Regions from separate parts of the Homo sapiens genome. Here region 1 is linked to region 2. A link is an interaction called in ENCODE POLR2A ChIA-PET data of the cell type or tissue named here. Cell type or tissue: K562. All regions are shown on one strand. Links, peaks and the distances in the headings refer to the core of each region. The heading gives the core; the rest is flanking DNA.

Evidence for each region. Peaks named below come from ENCODE experiments on the same cell type or tissue, not always from the same donor. Only the 100,000 strongest peaks of a DNase experiment are listed, where the experiment ranks them.
Region 1: POLR2A ChIA-PET joins it to region 2 with 6 read pairs; 16 of 35 experiments call an interaction of 5 or more read pairs at or near these places.

Annotation. Positions count from the first base shown.
Region 1 is chr6:26,581,358-26,584,962 of GRCh38, reverse strand. No RefSeq gene overlaps it. Among named protein-coding and RNA genes, the nearest start is that of TRY-GTA3-1, 6.1 kb to the right of the region's middle. In K562, for the core only: no CTCF peak of the experiment used is centred there; no DNase peak of the experiment used is centred there.
Region 2 is chr6:26,203,468-26,206,894 of GRCh38, reverse strand. H4C5 (H4 clustered histone 5) reads right to left here and starts at 2,285. Exons shown (of 1, transcript NM_003545.4): 1 at 1,874-2,285. The coding sequence starts at 2,250. The coding sequence ends at 1,939. RefSeq lists enhancers at 548-647, 698-777, 2,098-2,237, 2,248-2,497. In K562, for the core only: a CTCF peak has its summit at 2,419; DNase peaks (open chromatin) are centred at 1,544 and 2,394; H3K4me3 peaks cover 2,500 bases.

The DNA of each region.
Region 1 (3,605 bases), core at 741-3,240, 380 kb before region 2:
TCCTAACTCCTTCTAATCCAGCAGTAGTTCTTCAACATCAGTGTTCCTTTTGTACAACACTGGTTTCAGTTCTAGGAACATCTCAGGCTCTCTAAGATATCTGAGCCTTTTTTAAACTGTTTATTCTCCCAGGAATGACCTGGAAAATGTATTGACCACTGACCAACTTTTATTTTATTATTATTATTACTATTATTATTACTTTGTGTGTGTACGTGAGATGGAGTTTCGCTCTTTTGCCCAGGCTGGAGTGAAGTGGTGTGATCTTGGCTCACTGCAACCTCCACCTCGCGGGTTCAAGTGATTCTCCTGCCTCAGCCTCCCTAGTAGCTGGGATTACAGGCATGTGCTACCACGCCCGACTAATTTTTGTATTTTTAGTAGAGACGGGGTTTCAGCATGTTGGCTAGGCTAGTCTTGAACTCCTGACCTCAAGTGATCCACCTGCCTCAGAAACTGCTAAGATTACAGGCATGAGCCACGGCACCTGGCCACTGACCAACTTTGAAGACCAAGGATCAAGGATCAACTCCACATTGAAGATGTTGGAGCCTCACCATATTACCTCTGGCATCCCACCAAGAAGCCCCCCCCATATCCCCCTGACCTTCACCATGTCAATGTCCACCAGGCTGATTTCTACCTGCCGGTACTTGCATCTTATCGCATGAGAGCTTTCCCCACCTGCTGATCACACTTTGCCCACATTCATGGCAGGCCAGATGTTCCACTGAATTGGAGGTTTAGAATAGCTCCCAAGCAATTTTTGGTAAATGGTGTATGACTATCCCAGCTCCCTTACCCTTGAAGTTTGATCATTTTTAGGCATATTTTCAACATTGTTTCCCAGAGTTCCTCCTCTGAGGATTAAGAGGGGTTAAGAAGGATTAAGCTTGAATAGCCCAGAGTGGTATTCCTTGGTTTCTTTTCTTTTCTTTTTCACTTTGTTTTTTCCACACCAGTGTTTTCTGGATTAAACCACTTGCCCCTAAATCCTTGAATAAACCACCCCACCCCACCCCACCCCAGAAAAAAAACAGTAGGTTTTTGAAAGGTCATCCAATATGCTGTGGAAGAATAGGTAAGTAGTCAGGGGCAGAAGCAGGAAGGCAAGATTGATTCAGGCGAAAATTACGATGTCTCCAAAAGGAGTTGTGGCAGTAAGAGTGGTGAGATGCTGTAAGATCATGGATATGTAGTGAAGATAGAAGCAACAGAATCACCCAATAAATTGATGCGGAATGCGACACAAAGAAGAATCAGGCTGACTCCCAGGTATCTGACCAGAGAACTGTGAAGGATGGAATGGAGTGAGGGTGACTGTGGGTGCGACAGATTTGGGAGGGAATGAGATAAGGAGTCCAGTTTTGATGATTATTAGCTTCTAAGTGGAGATGATGAGTAGGTAGGAATACTGCAGTAGGATCAGTCTGCAGTTTGCGGGAGAGTCTGGGCTGGAGATATAATAATGTGAATTATCTGCACAGAAACAGGTTTAAGTTCATGACTCTGGATGAGACTCTGAAAGAATTGGGTGTAAATAGATAACAGAAGAGGACTAAGAACTAAAGCCTGGGGAGAAAAACAATATTAAGGAGTCAGGGAGAAGAGGAAGAACCAGTAAAGAAGACTAGGAAGAAGCTATCAATGAGGAATGAGTAACTCAAAGAGAGTGTGATGCCCCAGAAGCCAAATGAAGAAAATATACCAAGAAGAATTGAGCAGCCCAATCTAATGCTGCTACTGATGAACCATGTAAGAAAAGGCAGATAATTTATTATTAGATTAGCAACAGTGAGGTCTATGGGAACTTTGAAAAGAGCCGTTTATGTAGAGATGAAAGACAAATTGGAGTAGGTTTAACACAGAGGACAGGCTGGATGCAGTGGCTCAAGCCTGTAATCCCAGCACTTCGGGAGGCCAAGTCAGGAGGTTCGCTTGAGACCAGGAGTTGGAGACCAGCCTCGGCAACGTGGAGAGACCCCATCTCTACAAAAATTAGCCACAGGTGTGGTGGCACACAACTGTAGTCCTGGCTACTCAGGAGGCTGAAGTGGGAGAGTAGCTTAAGCTGAGGAGGTTGAGGCTGCAGTGAGCCGCTATCATGCCACTGCACTGCAACCTGAGTAACAGAGCCAGAACCTGTCTCACAAAAAAAATAAAAAAAAAAAAAAAATCCAGAAAATGTCAGACACTGTGGTGTGTGCCTGTAGTCCCAGCTACTCAAGAAGCTAAGGCAGGATAGCTGGAGCCCAGGAGTTCAAGTCCAGCCTGGGCAACAAAATGAGACCTCCCTGCCCCCACATCCCTCTCTCTCAAAACAAAACAAAACATCAGGAAGAAAGTCCCATTAAATATACTAAAATAAAAACGTTTTCCTTCTTTCCACAGTCTCTCTCTTGATTTATCATGGTGCTTTTATTTGCTATTTAATGTCATTCTAAGTAAAAATTAAACTTTTACATTATTAATTTTACTGTTAATCTTTGTTGTTCAGTGCCAATTTTAAATGCAAATACAAGGATATTTAATTCATACTTGGAATCACTGACATTCCACAATTTACATTTAATAGCTCAATACAAGCCTATATATTTTGTTCTTACCCCAACAGTGGAAACACTGCCTAAAACTAACTCATTAATTAACTCACACACATTTTACCAATACTATCTTTGGTTTACTGATAAGGAAAGACTAAAAGGAAAAAGAACTATGGGTTGCCCTATCTTTCCATTTCCTCCTCTGTCAATATTTTCAGTGTAAGTGATTAGTTCATGCAGGGACGTAACATGAATAAACAAGGATATGATGGGCTGTTTCTTAGACCCTGCCATTGCCTTCTTTCTGCACCCTAAGCAAGTTTTGGTTTGAACATAAACTGTGGCCTCTGGGGGCTGTCAGCACCTCCACTTCTTTTAGTCACAGAGGTAACATGTTTATATGTGCTTTGAGTCTTAGCATCATGGTTCCCCCAAATTTTGTGCTCATGGGGCATTGCCAATGCTGTATGTGAAAAGGGTGGCAAGGAATTGAGGCTGCCACCTGACCTGTCTCCTCTGTTATGTGAATGTTCCATTGTCCCATTGGACATCACGTTCAAAACACAAATTCAAAAATTATATTATAATGAATCTCAAGATGGCAACAACAGAGTATTAAACCAAGAGCTAGTCTTTCTGAACACAAAGCCCTGTGCAACTGCACAGGTTGCATATGCATAAAGCTAGCCTTGAATGTAAAATATCAGGAAGTGAGGGGGCGGGGGAGATGATGTAGGAATGATAATCAGGACAACAGCTGGAGTGTCATCCTTGAGAATGGGATGGGATCTAGTGCCCAGGAGGACCAATACGATTATGTAAGAGTATCTGTAAAATCAGTACCTCTACTAACTTGTTTAATCAAAGTAAATTGTCCATTAGCTTGGCATACAAATAGGGATCCACCATTCACACTTGATCCTGAACCTCCCTTTCTGACAGACCTTTGCTTCCTTGACAGCCTCTATTTGGGAGGCTAGAATAGTCTCTTGACTCAGACTAGCATCTTCCACGATGCAAGAGAGTGGCAACAATCACTTTTTAGAAACCCAGAATGTTTCT
Region 2 (3,427 bases), core at 928-3,427:
TTTTTAAAAATGACATTCAAAGTAACTATTTATTTTCCTGATTTCAAAGTATCAGCCTACGGACAACTTGCTGGCTAGAAGAAAAATCTGATTTTCAATGGAACTATCACCCTAAACCAACGGTTTTTTTTTTTTTTAATTTTTTTGGCAGTCTTTCTCTGTTGCCCAGGCTGGAGTGCAGTGGTACCACCTTGGCTCACTACAACCTCTTCCTCCTGGGTTCAAGCGATTCTCCTGCTTCAGCCTCCTGATTAATTGGGATTACAGGTGCCTGCCACCATGCCCAGTTAATTTTTTTATTTTTAATAGAGTCAGGTGTTCACCATGTTGGCCAGACTAGTCTTGAACTCCTGACCTCAGGTGATCGACCCACCTTGCCCTCCCAACGTGCTCGGAATAGAGGCATGAGCCACTGTGCCCAGCCCAAACTTGCGATTTTTCTATCACTTGGAATTTACATAAACCGGACATCATGTGTTTCTGATGTAGTGTACTATGTACATTACATCTGTAAACTGTTCCTGACAGGCATATTCACCCGATTTCAATTAAGTGTATGAAAGTCACTTGTACTTTACAGGACATGGGGAGTACAGAAGCCAAGTAAAACGATTAAGAATCAAGCCAATACAAAACAAAAGCAAAACAAAAACATTCTGTAAGTCTGGTCTCCGAGAAATCAATGTTCAAAAATGGGGAAGTAGGGGAGAGGAGCCTGTTTTAGATAAGAAAACTGGAGACACAACGGAAGTTATGGCTGGATCCTTCTTTAAACAAACCACATCTCCAAGACATCTGGGGCATAACTGTGGAATGACGACATATCTTTTTTGAACAATAGACAATGAGATCCAAGCAGGAAGTAACAAAGACTTTATTTTCAGAGGGAGAAGTAATCCCAGGATGGAATGAGCGCTCTGTGGCAGTGAAGGGGAGCTGGAATATATATATGCCTTACAGAGTCAACCTTACATACAGATTCAGTAGGTTTGGAAAAATTCTATGAGTATTCATGAGGGAGGAGATGAAATCACAAATCCGTCTCCCCGACCAAAATTGGGGGGCTTATGTAGCGAGAAGGGCGAGAAAACAGGAAATCAGGGAGGGATAAGGACGCAATCATGATGGATGAAACATAGGGAGTCTCACGGTCTCGATGCAAGTGATCTGGTGTTTCAGTTCCTGCCTCAGGCAGGAACATGAGTTCCTAAACATGAGTTCCTAAACATTTGTCTCATGTGAGATAAATGCTAAATTTCAAGCTTTAGGGTTTAAAGAGAGTCAAATTCTTTTATTCAAAAAACAGCAAATATCATAACTTCTAAGGGACAACTGGGTTGGCTTAATAGAATTCCGAAATGAATGCTTGCAACCTCTCCTTGCGTGAGCTTATCTACCCCAGGAACTTCTACACACCTAAACTCGGTCGTTAGGTTAAGTAATAGAAAACAGGCCGCTAGAATTTAAGGCCCACACTCCTTTCCAGGAAGATGATTGGTTGCGCTAATTCGCGGGTCCGGCCCATTGCCAGGCACCGGCTTTGTTCTTCGCTCTCCGCCATTTTGAGCGGTTACGCAGTGTCTTGCGGTTTTCCCACTTATGTCGAAAACCATGCATTTTTAGGTACTCAAAATAAAAGTGGTAAGGTAAACAGACACTATTACCCTAGCCTTTTCAGTGCAATCTAAGGCCCTACTACAATAAACATAAAAGGATCGTAGCCTAAAAAATCGTATGCCGAAACCCCAAATGTAATTTGGAACGAAAAAAAAAAAACGGCTGAAAAATATACGTACCTGTTGACAGGAACAATTAACTTATAAAGAGACCAACCAATCGTCTAACAAGTCATGAGCTCTTTTGCGGAAAACTGTGGGCGGCCCTGAAAAGGGCCTTTGATTTGGGAAGTCGAGATGCTGAGTCGTTTAAGCGGTAGCATTAGCCGCCGAAGCCGTAAAGAGTGCGTCCCTGTCTCTTCAGCGCGTAGACCACATCCATCGCTGTCACTGTCTTGCGTTTGGCGTGCTCCGTGTAAGTCACAGCATCACGAATCACGTTTTCCAGAAACACCTTCAGAACCCCGCGAGTCTCCTCGTAGATGAGACCAGAAATGCGCTTGACACCCCCGCGACGAGCAAGGCGCCGGATGGCAGGCTTGGTAATGCCCTGGATGTTATCTCGCAGGACCTTACGGTGACGCTTAGCGCCTCCTTTACCCAGTCCCTTTCCGCCTTTGCCGCGACCAGACATGACCAACACACCAACGAAAATAGCCGCAAAAATCTGAAAAACAAGCGACGGTAGTATTCTTATATGCCGGGAATTCGGACCTAAATGAAGACTGAAAACGCGCATACGGGAACTTTGGTGCTGCCTGCTGGCCCTACCCTTCACAGATCAGACTGGGATGACGTCACCAACGACTCCAGTTCCCGCCGGCAGAGTCCGCTCTCCATGGAGTCATCTCTGCAAGTCTTGCGTTCCCAAAGAGGAAATTTAGGCATATTTTAACAACTAAATGAGATTAAATACATTAACATGTTTAAAATCATTTGCTGCTTGGGATGCTCTAGGACGATTGAACAGGAGCTTTGGCTCACAAGACCGGAACTGCAGTAATCTCCTTCCATGAGGAGTTCAGCTTTGTCCCCATAGGCACGGTTCCTCTGGCATTTCTGCTGCTTGCTCTCTTGGGGACGGAACCCCCTTAGGAAGTGTTTGAAAACTGCAAGATCTCACCCTCTCCACCACCAAGCCAAGGGAAATCTGACCAAAAGGATTTTCCTCCCGAAGAGAAAAACACGGATAATTAGTGATCCCGCCGGGCGTTGTGGCTCACGCCTGTAATCCCAGCACTTTGGGAGGCTGAGGCGGGCGGATCACCTGAGGTCGGGAGTTCAATACCAGTCTCCAACACGGAAAAACCGCATCTCTACTAAGAATACAAAATTAGCCGGGCCTGGTGGCGCATACCTGTAATCCCAACTACTTAGGAGGCTGAGGTAGGAGAATCATTTGAACCCAGGAGGCAGAGGTTGCGGTGAGCCCGGATCACACCATTGCACTCCAGCCTGTGCAACAAGAGCGGAACTCCGTCTCAAAGAAAAGAAAAAAAAATTTTTGATCCCATGAATTCTGGTCCTCGCTGTGGACGCCCGTATTACATTTTTGGCTTATTTTTCTTTCTTCCCTGTTTATTAAAATTTATAATTATCATTTAAATATCTAGCCAACTCGCACATCTAAACCTAGAAACTCACTGGTGTGTTAATGTTTACTTCTCTATTGTTAGTTTTCTGTTCTCTTTGATGCTGGTAGCAGCCTTTATCACAAGAGAATTGGCAACGTGTAATGGGCCAAGTTATTAAATAGGCGACTTCCTACAGGCTTTTAAAATAAAAGGTGTTGGGACTCAGAAAACAATGCT